Linked DNA regions of Homo sapiens: region 1 is linked to region 2. Evidence: read pairs that join two places in POLR2A ChIA-PET (ENCODE). Cell type or tissue: MCF 10A. All regions are shown on one strand. Links, peaks and the distances in the headings refer to the core of each region. The heading gives the core; the rest is flanking DNA.

Evidence for each region. Peaks named below come from ENCODE experiments on the same cell type or tissue, not always from the same donor. Only the 100,000 strongest peaks of a DNase experiment are listed, where the experiment ranks them.
Region 1: POLR2A ChIA-PET joins it to region 2 with 21 read pairs; 5 of 35 experiments call an interaction of 5 or more read pairs at or near these places.

What each region holds. Positions count from the first base shown.
Region 1 is chr15:52,724,061-52,732,402 of GRCh38, forward strand. No RefSeq gene overlaps it. Among named protein-coding and RNA genes, the nearest start is that of ATOSA, 49 kb to the left of the region's middle. In MCF 10A, for the core only: no CTCF peak of the experiment used is centred there; DNase peaks (open chromatin) are centred at 5,051 and 6,301.
Region 2 is chr15:52,648,937-52,657,278 of GRCh38, forward strand. The region is part of intron 2 of ATOSA (atos homolog A); the gene reads right to left. Among named protein-coding and RNA genes, the nearest start is that of ATOSA, 26 kb to the right of the region's middle. In MCF 10A, for the core only: no CTCF peak of the experiment used is centred there; DNase peaks (open chromatin) are centred at 3,175 and 4,615.

The DNA of each region.
Region 1 (8,342 bases), core at 113-8,112, 75 kb after region 2:
TTATTTGAAATGCTTATACTTTCTAATCTCTCATTTTAAAAAATTCTTTGTGAGCATATGTTTTACAATGCATATATTAGTAAAATAGTGTGAATATTTTATAAAGTGGTACAAGTTCAAAGCATTTTAAATGATGAAGTATGTGACAGAAAAAAGGTGGGGCCAAGGCCTATGGGATAAAATGTTAGGTTTTCAAAGTTTTTCTCTAGCTAGCCTCCTCTTACCTTGCCTCTCTGGCCATTTTCCATCCCAACTTCTCCGCTCCATTCAAGCTCTCCATTTCTGGAAGCTGATGCTACTACAAGCTCCCCTCTCAGCTTCTCCTTCATCAGGTGAACTCAGTTGACATTCCTTTCTCCTTCTACCAATCCAGATGATCAAATTTTATTTTATTTTTGATATGGTTTGGTCGTGTCCCCACCCAAATCTCACCTTGAATTGTAGCTCCCATAATTCCCACATGTTGTGGGAGGGACCTGGTGAGAGGTAATTGAATCATGGGGGTGGGTCTTTCCTATGCTGTTCTCGTGATAGTGAATAAGTCTCATGAGATCTGATGGTTTTATAAAGGGCAGTTCCCCTGCACACACTCTCTTGCCTGCTAGCATGTAAGCTATGCCTTTGGTCCTCATTTGCCTTCTGCCATGATTGCGAGGCCTCCCAGCCGTGTGGAACTGTGAGTCCATTAAACCTCATTTCTTTATAAATTACCCAGTTTCAGGTATGTCTTTATTAGCAGTGTGAAAACGGACTAATACAATTTTTAAAAAACCTTATAGTCCCAAAGTTTTAATTTCTTGCCCATAACAGTGATACAGACACTAGTTTAAAATATGCTAGTGTCTGATATTTTAGTTCTGTTTTGTTTTATTGTTGAACTACAAATTAGATCCTAATATTATAATTTTATACCTAAAGTGTTTAGATTTACCTGCATGTTTGCCAATATATTGACTCATTATTTCCTATAGCATGCCAGATCTTCCCTTTGCCATCATTTTCCATTTCAGGCAGTCCATTAGTAGTAGACAATGCCAGTAGCCCTTCCACATCCTCTCAGCACAATTTGCAAGCTCAACTGGCCCTCGCACTCTCAACACCTGTGATTGTGCCCAAGGGCTCTCTCTGGCTGCTGCAGCCCCTCTGCTTCTGCTGGAAGCAGGCAAAAAATGAGGGGGAAGTAATGTCTCCTGGGAACAGCCCTCAAATAAGGTCTGTGCGGAGACCAGCTCAGTCAGGTAGACCCTAACCCAGCAGCGCTAGAGGAATTAAAGACACACACACAGAAATACAGAGGTGTGAAGTGGGAAATCAGGGGTCTCACAGCCTTCAGAGTTGAGAGCCTCGAACAGAGATTTACCCACATATTTATTAACAGCAAGCCAGTGATAAGCATTGTTTCTATAGATTATAGATTAACTAAAAGTATTCCTTATAGGAAACAAAGGGATGGGCTGAAACAAAGGGATGGGTCTGGCTAGTTATCTGCAGCAGGAACATGTCCTTAAGGCACAGATCCCTCATCCTATTGTTTGTGGCTTAGGAACGCCTTTAAGTGGTTTTCCGCCCTGGGTGGGCCAGATGTTCCTTGCCCTCATTCCGATAAACCCACAACCTTCCAGCCCGGGAGTTATGGCCATCATGAACATGTCACAGTGCTGCAGAGATTTTGTTTATGGCCAGTTTTGGGGCCAGTTTATGGCCAGATTTTGGGGGGCCTGTTCCCAAGAGTCTGCAGGGAGTTGTTGAATACCCCAGCTCTCTTGCCCCTTAGGATGGAAAACTGAGAATTCTCTCTCCTGGCCCCAGGGTTCCTCAGTAGGATTAAGCTCCGGTTGCCAATGGTGGTGACTTGCTTGATAATGAAATTTTTTTGGCTTCCTTTCCTTTTTCCTCTCTCACTTTCCTACTTGCCTACAACTATTTCCTGAGATCACCTTGCAAGTAAAATACTGGCACTCATATTTTGGAGGAAACTCAAATGAAAACAAGATTCTTTATAAGTTCCCTTAGTGCAGGTCCCATTGGTGGTAAATTCAATTTTTGTTTATCTGGAAACATTTTCATTTCATTATTGTTCTTGGAAAATAGTTTTGATAGATGTACAGTCCCAAATTGTCAGGAGTTTTTTTGTCAAACTTTGAAAGTATAATTCTGCTGTCTATTGCCACGCACCTTTATAGGTGATCTGTCTTTTTTCTCTGAGAAAAGATCTTCCCTTTATCTCTGGTGTTCTGCAAATTTTACTATGATATACCTAGGTTTCGATTTTTAAGAAATTTATTTTTCTTTGTGGGGATTGCTCTTACTGGATCTGTGGATTCTTATCTTTCATCATTCTGGAAAGTTCTCAGCAATGATCTCTTCAAATATTGCCTCTCTTGCAGTCTCTCTGATCTTTCCTTCTGAGACTCTAGTTAGACATATGCTGAACATTTTCTAACATCTAAACATTTTAAGATCTCACTACCAGTTAGCCAATTTTTGCTTCAACTGTTTCTAATCTATTTAATCCTTCCATTGAGCTTTTTAAAAATTCATATATATATAAATAGTAGACATCTTCAGAGTATATTAATTCAGTGGCTTCTATATTCATGTTTTTATTTTTAAATTTCTATGTGAATCTTTTTTCAATCAGCTCTATCATTTTTTAATTTTTTTTTATTTTGTAGAGATGGGGTCTTACTATGTTGCCCAGGCTGGTCCTAAATTCCTGGGTTCAGGCGATCCTTCTGCCTTGGCCTCCCAAAGTGCTGGAATTACATGTGTGAGCCAACATGCCCGGCCACCTCCATCATTTTTGATTGTCTCTTTTTTCTTTGTGTGTGATTCTAACTTCTATTTCTTTAGACATTTCATACAGTTTTATTTTATACTCTTTATCTGATAATTCTAGTACTTAAAGTTTTAGGAGGGTTCTAACTCTGTTGTTTTTGCTGATGCTCACTCATGGTTTCTCTTGCCCCTATTTTTGTTTTATTTTGAGACAGGGTCTTGCTCTGTTGCCCAGGCTGGAGTGCAGTGGCTCGATCACAGCTCACTGCGGCCTCAACCTCCTGGGCTCAAGCCATCCTCTTGCCTCAGCCTCCTGAGTAGCTGGGACTATAGGTGTGTGCCACCATGCCTGGCTAATTTTTTATTTTTTGTGGAGACCAGATCACCCTATGTTGCCCAGGCTTGGCTCAAGCTATCCTCCCACCTCGGCCTCTCAAAGTGTTGGGATTACAGGTGTGAGCCACTGTGTCCAGGCTCCTCTTACCCATGTTGATCTTTGGTAGTGTTTGTACATTTGTTTGATCTTAATCTGTAGGAAACCTTAGGGCGTAAACTGAGATTGCTTTCTTTCAGAGGAAATTTTCATTTGTATCTGCACGCAGGAGGCACTGCCCACATGGGAACATTTGACGTCTTCCAGGGTCCTTGGCTTACTCTGAGGTCTAGGGTTCAGCACCTTCACTTTGCTGCTGACCCAAGTCTTAGGCTCTGTTATGGCCTGAATCATGTCCTTCTCAAATTCATATATTAAAGTCGCAACCACCATTACCTAAGAATGCAACCATTTTCAGTTAAGATTTTTAAAAAGCGATTAACTTAAAATGAGGCCCTTGGGGTGGGACTGTAATTCAATATGACTAGTGTCTTTATAGAGGAAGAGACACCAATGAGGTGTGCCCACAGGGTTGACCCTGGGAAGAGGCAGCAAGAGGGCCACCATCTGTAGACCCAGGAGGGCAGCCTCAGAAGAACCCAACACTATCAGCTCCTTGATTTTGCACTGCTAGCCTCCAGAACCGTGAGAAAATAAATTTCTATTGTGTAAGCCACCCAGTCTATGGTACTTTGTTATGGCAACCCAAGCAGACTAATACAGCCTCCATAGGGCAGTTTGTTAGGGTTTGCCTTTAGGGTAACTGCAGCTTTCCTGTGCACCTGCTATTCATCATTTGGATTCAGCTCATATTTTCATCCCTGCCCCCGGGGAATTTCCCTTACTTCCTACAAGCTCACTGATGCAAATAAAAGCATGTTTCCATGCAGGTCTAGTTGTTCTGTTGGGGTATCTATTCAGAGTGTCTGGTCTGCCACACTGCCTGAAGTGCCTCAGAGTCCACTGCTTCCTTAAATGCTGATTTCACGGCTTTCTTCTGTGATATCTTCCTGAGAAATCATCTCCCACAGGAATACTTCCCTCCTTAAACTCTTAGCACTTATTTATGCATTATTTATTGTCACTTAGGCTTCCTTAGAATTAGTCACTGGCTGGGCACTGTGGCTCACGCCTGTAATCCCAGCACTTTGGGAAGTCGAGGTGGGTGGATCACCTAAGGTCAGGAGTTCTAGACCAGCCTGGCCAACATGGTGAAACACCATCTCTACAAAAATAAAAAATTACCCCTGGTGATGGGTGCCTGTAATCCCAGCTACTGGGGAAGCTGAGGCGGGAGAATCGCTTGAACCCGGGAGGTGGAGGTTGCAGTGAATTGAGATCACACCATTGCGCTCTAGCCTGGGCGACAGAGCAAGATTCTGTCTCAAAAAAAAAAAAAAAAAAAAAAAAGAGTTACCAACTATTTCCTTGAAAACAGAGGTCAGACCGTACACCTCTTCCCTCATGCAGCTCATAGGACAATCCTAGACACAATGTGTGCCGATTTCATGTTTCTGGAATGAGGGAATATAAAATAAAAAACCAAGAGCCAGAAACCTGTTCGCTGTCAGTATTACATTAAAAAGACTGCATGAACCATAGAGTTGACTGTGGATATTAAGTGGTCCAAACATGTTTTAACAACAAAAAGATCACATCTCAGGCCTGATTCCAGGGAGCCCTGGAGTAATGAAAAGACCTTTCATTATTGATCAGAAACACCCCTGAAAGGAAATGAAAATTGAAGGGATCAGATCAGTAATCCTAATTTATTTAGCAAGTTCTGATCTTCCTGAGAAACAAAAAAAATAATAGAAACTAAATTTATCTTGCACTGCCTCAAACCGGAAAGGAAAATACAGTCACCTGTTGTGACTCATTTGCAGTCTATTTTGTAATGGTTTCCAGATTCCTCTTCCAATTAAAAAGCAGGCCAGAAGAACCAAGATTGTTTAGTTAAGTCTGTTTGGTAATAGGTTTTAGACCGTAACTACATAAAGTCACTTACAATAAGGGATCAGAGTCTGTAAATGAATTCTGATTTTAAAAATTAGTGAGATTTCAGGGTTCTGCAATTAATTGGGTCATTTCATTTTGCTGAAGAAATAAAAAGGAATGAAGTGCAAAACAAATATTTAATGGTCATATAGCCACATGGTCATAATAATTTTATTATATTAGGATTTCTTTCTTTTCTCTCTCTCTTCTCTCTTTTTTTTTTTTTTGAGGTGGAGTCTCACTCTGTTGCCAGGCTGGAGTGCAGTGGCGTGATCTCAGCTCACTGCAACCTCTGCCTCCCGGGTTCAAGTGATTCTTGGGGTTTCATTTTTAAAAAGCTAATACATGAATCCCAGTCAGGAAGAAGAGGGACGATGAATAGTTAGGAAGCTGAAGGGGTAGAAAGAGGAGAATGGAGATGTAAAATGCAGAGACCGCAGCAGAGAGGAGTTGGCTTCCAAGGCTACCTTTTTTGAGGTGACTCAGAAATCTGGAAGTAGCCCTCCTCCCTTCCAGCCCCAAAGGGCTTCTTGAGGGGTTCCAACAAGCATTTGGAGTCTGGACAGCTATAAACTGTATATTACCCTGTCCCTGCCTTGCAACTAGGTGTATTCTATATCCATGATACAAGAGAAGCCCATTCTTCATTGACTGAGAGACTGCTAGGAGGTCAGGATTGTTCTTAGACCAGTTTGAACCCCAAAAACCTAAACTGAATTTGATTTAGATTCTTGAATAGGCTCCAGTTTCTGAAAGGATCACATAGCCTTGTAATCAGAATGCTGGTGGTTTCCGAAGCTGTTGCCTTTCTTTTTTAACCAAACTCACCACCTGCTTAAATTTAGCCTTCTTTTCTCTTTATGGAAGGGACAGTTATCTCCAAATGGGTCTAAACTCAAGTTACTTTCTAGCCCAGCAGTTGCTCAGCTGGTAGCTTGTGGGGATATATTTATTTAAGTGAAGTGTCTGCATCCTCTTCTGTTAATCAATTCTGGAAATCAACATCTCTCCACTCCTTCTTTTGGTGAGAGAAAAATCCACCCTCCCCAAATCTGCAAAGACTCTGCATAGCACACATGCTTCAACTTTTGTCCTCTTCTCACAGATGGCATGATCCATTTCCTGTTGACTTGGTTTGTCTCACGCACGTGCCATTAGATCTAATGACTAACGCATGCCACCTTCTGAAGAGAACCTAAATAACCTTCCTGTAATTCTAGTTCTTTTGTAATAGACCCAAATCTGGTTTCTCTTCCTGGTCTACTTAAGGCAAATGCTATGGAGGTAATTTTTCTATCCCCTTGCCAAAGGATGTGAGGGTAAGGTTAGCGACCCACTGCTGCACTGCACTTCTGCTTCAGAAGCAAAAGAAAGACAATAGCCAAAGGGTTACTGGAGAAGCATAATAAATAGTTTTCACTTATTACAGCTTTTATGGTCCAATTCTCCAAGGTGCATAAAACCAGCACATTGAGATAGGGCAAATGAGTCTAAGTGTTATATCGTGGCTTTCTTGTCTCATAGTACACCCCGGAGAATACCTGAAACCCTGCGTTAGCCAACACCAAGGTTAAAAATACCTCTCTCTCCTCTGGCTGGGGGAGAGAGCAGGTTTCACCTTGTCGAGGGACAGTGAAGGCCATAGCCGCACTTTCTTGACTAGGACATTCTCTTGCTGGAGACCTGCCTAAATACAAGTATAGCCCACCATAGAATTTCTCCCAGAAACATGGTCGGCTCCGTCTTGAGCTGTCATCATAACTTCAGAAGAGTTGGGAAGGGCTTTCTTCTAGCAAAAACTACCTCCTCTACCTTAATAGCTAGAGAGTCAGCCACCTGAAATTCTTTTCCTTTTTTCCTTTAAAAAAAAAAAAAAAAGACAGACTCTTGCTATATTGCCCAGGGTGGTCTCGAACTCCTGCTTTCAAGTGATCTTCCCGCCTAGTCCTTCCAAAGTCCTGGGATTACAGATGTGAGCCACCCTACTTGGCCAGCCACCTGAAATTCTATCAGTGACAGATTCCTTTAGCTGAAGTCATGTTCAAATGTAATCCTCCCAAGAATGGTAACATTATACATCAATGCATTAAACAAAACAACCTGTGCTTATTGAAAAAGTCATATGTGCACACGGTAAAACAAAATTCAAATAGTACAAAAGGGTATATAGCTGGGCACAGTGACTCATGCCTGTAATCCCAGCAGTTGGGGAGGCTGAGGCAGGAGGATCACTTGAAGCTAGGAGTTCAAGACCAGGGCAAAAAACAAGGCCCCTGACTCTACAAAAAAAAAAAAATTAGCTCAGCATGGTGGCATGTGCCTATGGTCCCAGCGACTCAGGAGGCTGAAGTGAGCTATGACTCCACCACTGTACTCCAGCCTGTACCGTGGAGTGAGACCCTGTCTCTAAAGAAAAAAAAAAAAAAAGAGTATACATTAAAATTGGTCTTCTTCTTCCCCAGTATCCTCAGTACCCCAGTTATTCCCCATCTCGCCAACCCCCATCCCCCAGCAATCACACTTAGCAGCCTTATCTGGGCTTCCCGAAATATTCTGTACATATTCAGGCATATGTATAATATATACCCCTTTATAGCCCTCCCTCTTTTTGCCTCCTTGCTTTTGCTCCAAGGGTAACTTAGCACTTGGAGAGGGATTTCATCCTTCCCAGCAGCTGCCCTGTGTTCCATGGTCACCACAACAGAGGGTAGAAGCTGGCCTGGCTTAAGGATGATTGAGAGGCTCAATATTTCCTTCAACAAACAAACAAAAAATGCCAAGGCCACCTTAAGGTGGCTTGCTTTAGTAAGAGATAAGCTCATAAAACAGTATTTATTCAATAAAACCTGGCAAAATATTTTAGGAGTAAGTTAAGTTTTGCCAAGAGAAGTGCTTATAAACTTTGAGAGCAAGGTAGACCTTCACATATCCAGGCTTCTTCTACCTGAATTTGTTGCTGCTACTCTTGCTTTTGTCCCTTATGGGTTTAGGGTGCAGGTAGAGACCAGGCAGAGCAGTTGTGAAAGTAGAAGGGGTTGGGCCTTGCCCAGAATGAGGAGTGAGATCAGGATAGCGTTGTAAGTCAAAAATAAAAACAGACAAATCCATTTCCCAAGAGAACACAAGGGAGTTTCCTGTAGAAGCCTGTAACATTCTGATTTCTATACAAAACATTTCATGTTTGTGACTTACT
Region 2 (8,342 bases), core at 190-8,189:
ACAGAAAGATATTTCCAGTTTCTCAATAGTCCTCATGCTGTCACTTTTATAACTGAGCCTCATCACAAAGGATTATATAATAGATTCAAGTAATACTGCAAACAATTACATTTTTAAAACTTAGGTCTTTGAATTTTTGATACTATAACATCTGAAGATTAAGAAAAAAATTTACTATATACTTGCAAAAGCAATACAGTTTATGCAAAAACACTGTCGATATGTGAAAATGCCTGACAAAAAGTTGTCAAGACCAAAGTTTTGGCCCTGCTGACTATGAAAAGCAAATATTTCTTAGATTCAAACTATGAACAAGTAATGAAATTTCCGCAAGGAAGAGTCAAGGAAAAAAATGTGTCATATATCACTTAAGGCATACATATAGAAATCAAACATTTGTGATAATACCTGAAGTAGGAACGACTTAAAAAAAGATTTTCACAGAACACTTAGAGAAAAAGAAAAACTCAGATTGTTACCCCTTCCCAATCTGAGTTTTTAAGTTACATATTTTTTAAAGAACTGTAAACAGCATTATATATTATTGCCTGATTTCAAAATAATCAAAAACAATCTGTTTTACTTAAAACCAACTGTAGCAATCACTGCATCTAGTAAATACTAGCACTTCTATTTGCTATTCCTTATAAAGAGGCAAAAACAAAAAAGAAATCACTGTTTTTGAGAATTAAAGTATTTTTCCATAAGCACAAAACAATAGCCAATTTAAAGATATGACATAGACAAAGACAATAAAAATTATATTGTCAAATAATAGACAAATCCAAAAAACTGAAATATGCTAGCAATGTTATTATAACTGACTAGATTATAAACCTCAACTACCCTGAAGTTCTGCTACTGAATAGGAACTTTCAGATGCTCCAGTATATAAAACATTTTTAGGTGCTAAGCCCAGCAATAATGTCTGGAATTCTGCCAATAATATTCCTCCTGAACACAATGGCAAAGCCTCTGTGTGACACAGCAGTACACTCAACTTTCTTACAATTTCATGTTCCCCCATCTTTTGCAGCATATGAATGAGAAATAGCCTTTCTCTTGGAGGCTCTATTAATTTTTATGAAATAAACCAACATAAAATGGGTAGCAAATCAATTTAAACAAAACTTTGGTTTTTATGGTTCTATAATTAGAAAATAAAATTAGTAATTCATAAGAGTTACAGCTAAAAAATGAAAATTGCTAGATTGACTTTCATGTGGTTAGTCATATTTAACAAACTTGAGTCCTCTCTGCCTGTGTCTGCCTCTCACTCCAAACTCCCTTTCATACCCCTACCCCTTCTACACACAGCTGCTCTTCTTGAAGTGAGTGCTTTATATTGTGGAGGCCACCAAGTCCAAATAATATAACTTTATTTTGCTATAATTTTTATAACTTCTATCAAATTCAAGTTTTTGGCTGCACCTTACAAACTTGAAAATCTAAGAAATGCCAGTCTTTTAAACTTCAGCCACATGTAGGTCTACGTAAAACATTTTTTTAATCTTTAAGGACTATTTTGTAAATTTTCACCAATTATTAGACATCTTTTTAATACAAATGTTATATACATAGTATTGTTACAAAGATCAGCAAAGGGCACAAAAGCATGGGATAATATTTTGAGTTCTCTTTAAAGAAAAGAAATATCTCTCCTTACCAGAAATGCTAACACTGTTAAGACTTTCTAATGACAGGTATTTTTTGAAAAGAACAACAACAAAACCCATCCTATTCCAAACTATATAGTTTGTAGAGATAACAAAGCCCTAATATTAACTCTGAGCTTATACTGACTTTACTCATCAGACATACATCACTGAGTGAACTAAAGGCCACTTAGCCATGTAAAACGAAAAAGCAAAGGAAAAGCCGGTTATTAGCTCAATACGGATCCTTCGTAAAATGGGCAATATGCTAATTAGTCTGCTCTGCTTTAATTAAAAGAACCATTAGCTAAATCACATATGTAAACTTTAATTTCACAGTATTTGAGAAAGATACAAAAAGACCTTTTGTTTATTAAAACACTTTAAAACTTTCCTATAATCTGTTGAACAGACCAATTTTTCCAGATCCTATATAAACAAATGGTAACCTACACTCTGTTCAATTATCACATATATTATATTAGTACAGTTTAATAAGATTTGACTATATTTGAAGTATTAACTAAGTCAGATATGCAATTATTACATTTAGGAGGCCTACTTCAATTTTAAAATACTAGTTTAACCTTGTATGTTGTCTTCAAAATCCCTTATCCTTCAGTTTTCTATATGGATGTTTAATAGAACACTACACTGACTTTGCGGTTGAATTATGATGCTTTATCTGAACTGCACAGAACTAGTCAATGGATTAAATAATTAAGAGATTGCACAATTTGAGGTAGGATTTTCAGAAATGCTTTATAAAAAGATTTTGGCACACCAATTCCTTAAACTATGTCAAAAATCTCACTTAGTTAAATTCTGACAATCTTTGTCAAATTCAGAAACATGAATTCAATTAAAAATATGCAGCTTATTTAAAATACATTTGTCTTAACAGCTTTAATTTAAAAAATACCTCCTGCCCCCACATACAGTTAATGCTTCTGGCTAATGCACATTCTCTTCCCTGTATTCTCATTTCTATCACATTTTTTCCCCATTAAAGTGAGCACATTGTACTTGGTTTCTTTTCTTCCTACTCATTGTTCAGTTCAGCATTTTAATAATCTTTTCAGTACTGCTGTTCAAAGAAAACAGGCTATATGAAGCTAAAGAAAATTCTCTAAGTTCAATGGTTTTCAAAGTGAGATAATTTTCCTAGACCTATTTATTAAAAATCCATGCAAAGCAAGCACCACAGCCAACTGGTAAACAGCTACAGAAAATTGGAAGCTTAAAAATAAAGCCGTTAAAAAACACTTCACTACACACCTTCTCTGTGAAGCCCTTTGTTTCCACTGAAAACCATACTGGAATCCTTGTATAAAGGAAGTTGCCTTCTGGCTATCAATAGCTATACTATCAGTAACTGAGGGATCCAGATGTCTGCAGCGGTTAAAACAAATGTTCAGCGTTGGGTGCTGATCCCGCTTCCCTCCGTGTAAGGTTTTTCACAAAGGCAGCAGAGTAAGAGCGCACATAGCAACAGCACTCACAGCTGATTGGACAGAGGGTGTGCTCAACCTCCCCTGCTCGCTAGGTCCACTACAGCTTCCTGTCTACTTGGCAGCACTGTCATGTTTTCTTTGCTCGTCTTACAAACTCAGCTGTGTTTAGGCAACTTGAAAGGAAAGAACAGTAGACTGATAATGGCAAAGTATTCTAGCGTTTGCCCCTGAAATGTGTTTCTTCAGTTGCTTTTAAAACAGAGAAATTCGTAAGACAAAAATTTATTTCAGTTAGTGATGCACATAAACTGAAGACAAAGAAGGGTTGTGGAAGGAATCAGTTACTTCACATCTAAATTAAATCAGGTTCTACCAAGTGAAACCCTCTGAAAATGTATAAATACAAAAATTTACAACAATCAGAATAAAGCATTGTCAACCTTCATATACCTGGAACTTTATATAAAGTATTTTACAACAAACTTCACAAATTCCTAGAAAAGCACAACCTGTTACATATTTAAAATGGGATAGGTCCTGAAATGGTCTCTCCTCAAATGCATGCAGTACCTTTTAAGAGGACTAAAGAAACAGGTTACCAGACTGACTAGAAAAAGATTCAGAAAGGAAAAATTATCAGTTACTTAGTAATCTCTGACAATACAAGATTTAACTAGGTATTTGTGGTAAAATGTCTCTGGATACATAGAACAATGACGTTTAGCTTAAATTCATTTACTTTTTGCTATCATAAAATTACCCAGAGATATAGAAGTATAGACTTTTTTTCAGGTTTCAAGTACTGGGCTTCAGTTTACCAGTTCATACTGTCTCCACAAACTTTAACAGCAAAAATCCCTCCCCAGCTTACAAAGCTGTTTGGGAGAATCAATGAAGGTAGTAGGGGATGAACAGATGTGATGAATTATAAAAATTTCTCATTTTAGAAATATTTCCCCTGAACGTCGCATCAACTAGGATGGTGGTTCAAACGTTTAAAGCAATGGAACTCTTTATTTGCATTCTTCCTATAAAATGCATTATCAGTGGTGGCTCTAGGATTTCCATACAGGAAAGGTTTGTGGGAGTAGGCTGAGGCCGCAGCAGAAGCATGCCGTTTATTACTCAGATCTTTGTTTATCTTGAGTGTCTTGGGGTTAGGGAGTGGAGTCTGATGGAAGTGTTGGAGTTACTAAAGTGCCCCATGAGCACTATGAGGCTATTTTTAAGTGAGAAGCCACAAATAGCATGCAATTTCATATCAGACCCAGAATCCACAAGATTTCTACCCCTGAAGAAGCTTCTAGGATTCCTGGAGTTCTATAGTACAGAAGAAATACAACCCGGAAGAGGCTTATTGCTTTAAAGAAATCTCATTAAAGAATCTGATCACCGGTTCCATACTTAGCCAGAGGGAGAGCTGCTAAGCCCCCTGAGAAATAACAAGACGTGCTTGGAAACACAATAAGCCTGAGGTAGGTGACTCAGAGAAAGAATGGCATGGTAGAGACAGTAAGGAATTTGGAGGTAGGCCAAGCTGTGTTCAAAACATGAATCTGCCATTTACTAACAGCGAGACCACATATAAGATTATTATACCATTATGAGCTTCAGTTTCCTCATCTGTACAACTTCCTAATCCAAGACTAGTCACAGGCCCACTGTACTTTTTCGTTAACACTTACTGCACAGAATGTAGAAAGACTGTTTACAAAATGACTGGTTTAATGACAGTCTCCTCCAACACACTGTAAGTGCTTAAAACGTAGGTACTATGTCTACTTAATTGTTTACCTAGCACCATGCCCCATTTATATTTTTATACAATATTTGATTTGATTTCACAATCATGGGAGGTGACTAGTGCAAGTAGAACATCTTATTTGACCATCTTCATTGTTTAAATAAGGAAGTTAGATCTAAAATTTACAAGTCACAACTAGAAGTTAAAGGAAATCAAATTTAAAAATTTTTTGGATTAATAAATTTATATTTCAAAATTAACCTTTTCCTATCTCCTATAATATATAATCCCAGGGTTGTTTTGGAATAGTTCCTTTCAGTTATAATCCTTAAACTTTAAAATTAAAGGGTAGTGATATATCTATAATATAAATCTATTGATGTCATATAAAAAGAGAATTTACAGAAAAAACATTAAATGTATTTAGTCACAACATGTAATTATAAATGATAAAAGACACTCCAAATAGATGTGCCACCTTAAAAACTTAAATCCAACTGAGACAGAATTTTATTTAGTGAAATGCTCCCCTCTATGCTGCTAGTTTTCCAATAAATTTCAGAACAGCACTTCATACATTTTTGAAAAAAGTTTGCTTTTCCCCAGTTTGCTCATCTTGGTACACAAAACTAAATAATGAGTATGCTATAAAATGATGGCGCATTATCTACTTTGTAAATCTCAAGACTACAAACTAAGAATCTGAATAACATGAAATTATACACAAGTGTTAGTCCCAGATTCTCAGTTCTCAATCCCCAATCACAACAAACCTCCTTCCCCTGCTCCTCCGGAACACACTTAGCATGGTCGTTAAGTATGTTCTCTAAATGGACAGTTCAGGAAACATACCATGCTCCTGTAGGGAAACAAATAGGATAGTAGATCTTTTACAAAAGTTTTAAAAACAAAACTATGTTTTCCAAATATAAAATGGGAAAATTTCAAATAACTATTTCAGATCATCTATGTTTTCTGTTAGCAGAAATAATTGAGATCTACCGATAGTAAGATACTTTAAGAGATAACATGCTATCTTTGAGACTTTCTAAACAAAAAAAGTATTGCAGATAGAAAAAAAGAACCCCTCAAAGGTAATGTTCAAATGGCTACTACACATATACGCATATTAAATAATTACTAAATATATGTATCATATATATATATTAAATAGCCACTACCTACTGGCCCATGGGCCAGGCATGATGCTAATCTCTTTACGTACTCTTCTCTGATCCTCAGGTAGTTGTTATCCCCACAGATTAAAACTGGCTTGTTACTTGCCCAAGTAACTAGAACCAAGTGGGTAAAGCCAGGATTCAAACATAATGTCTTCCTAAATCTAATATATGTGCCCTTAACCACTAGTATCCTTTCCCTAACAATTTCTTACATATGTTACTTACTATTTGCCGTAAGGCAAATATGGCATTACACAAAAATAAAGTTTAAATACAGAAATCTCATATAAGCATTTCCCATGTATTAGTCATTCAATAACCACAACGACAGCCTCATTATACCTCAAAATTACCATTAATACACTGCTTGTAACATGGAAAAATAGGATTTGACTGCAAACAGATAGCTGTTTTGTAGCTGTAGTGTGATCACAAAGACAACGATAAAAGGTTCAATCTGTAAAACTTCACTACTTCATGATCACAGATCACCTAATCCAGAGAAAGTGAAAGGAGGTCGAAAAGGACACTGAACTAGGGACCATCGATGTGGGTTCTGGCCCAAATCCTAGCTCTGATCAGCTTTTTGATCTTAAGCACTTCTTTGAAATTCCTCATTCTTTGTCTGCAATGTTGGTATGTTGTAAGGATAAAATAGGACAGGATAAAATTATTTTCAAAGTAGCAATGTGCTACACATATAGGATATTTCTATTCCTAATAGTCTTTGAGGGATAGGGGATAATGTTCAGATATGGTAGTGTAAACACGCTTGTACAAAATTCAACCTCATGATTGGAAAGACCCCTTAAAGCAGCAAGACATAAAGGAGGAAAGCCACAAATTCAAGCTCTTTCCACTTATAGGATGTGTTACCAAATTATTTAACCTGTCTGAATCTATTTCTTTATTTGAAAAGTGGGAATAATCATTTCTCTAAGTGCTACAAACCACCTAGGTCAGTACTCCGCTCTTAATTTGAAGTTTCCTCTTTCCCTTTGCAGACATCAGGTCTACATGATGTGACCATATGTCTGCATACATACACACACACACACACAAATAACAGCAATACATTAGCATACATTAGTTGTATACTGTATTAATAACAATGGGAATGAGACAACTCTTGATCAAAGAAAGATTTCTGTGAAGCTGATTTTTTTTTAAGTTTTTAAATAATGTCACATTGAACAACACATTTAACAGCTGAATAATTTGTAATGAAGACTAAGCAATAGTTAAAATATAACATTATTAACAGTTGTGGAAAATACAGAAATTTATCATATCATTAAACCAGTTTTTATTAAAAAACAAAATGTGATGTTAGGTCAGTTCAGGGATAAATTAAGCCATACATTATATTGACTTCCACTTACATGAGATTCCTAGCAATCATATTTGCTGCAATGATTACCCACTGACTTGCATTCATTATAACAAGGTACAAATAAACCAAATGGCCAAACAGCAACCAAAATATACTGTTTTAAGAGTTAAACACATTCTTAAAATTAAAATGCTAAAAAGTACCTAAGAGACTTAATTGGGACTCTCATATTTCAAAAGATTTTGGGTTATGATGACCTAGATTAGTTCCAGGAGCAGTAGCTTGTTTACCAAATCTAAGATCTTGGAAAGAAGAAAATGTTCTAGCCTGTTTTTGGCATCATTCATACTACATTGTTTAAAATGAGCTAGAATGGGGGTTATTTATAAGCTAAGCTACTGGACAAACACTTCATCTAATAATATCTTGTATACACATAAGTCAGATTTAATAAGAATCAAGATCAGGTATTAAGAATTCACTTTTAATATCCTATATACTTTGTCTTTGTAAATTAGTATCACCACTATTACATAAAATGTGTGCAGAGGTGCATACGGGTTTTTCTTTATCCATACTTCTTTTAAAGATATATTCTGGGATGTTGTTAATCTCCTGCTATTACAAAGAATGCTATGTTTGATTCAATCTGAAATTGAAAACCAATCACACATTTTTTATTATAATAAAATAACATTTTATGAAAAGTTTTTCCATGAAGACAATGGATCCCATATTTACTTGTCCCTTTGACAACTGCAACTTTGTGAAATAATATTTTGTAGATGAAGAAACTGAATCATAGAAATTAAGGTAGCCGTTGGGTTACCCTGTAAGAATCACCAACTCTAGGTTTAATTCCAAGTGCTGTTTTTTTTTCCACAATTACCTATCACTGATACATGTCATTACCTCTGCTAATAGAGACAAACAGTCATACAAATGACTGATTCTGCAGTTTAAATTCTGGAGAAT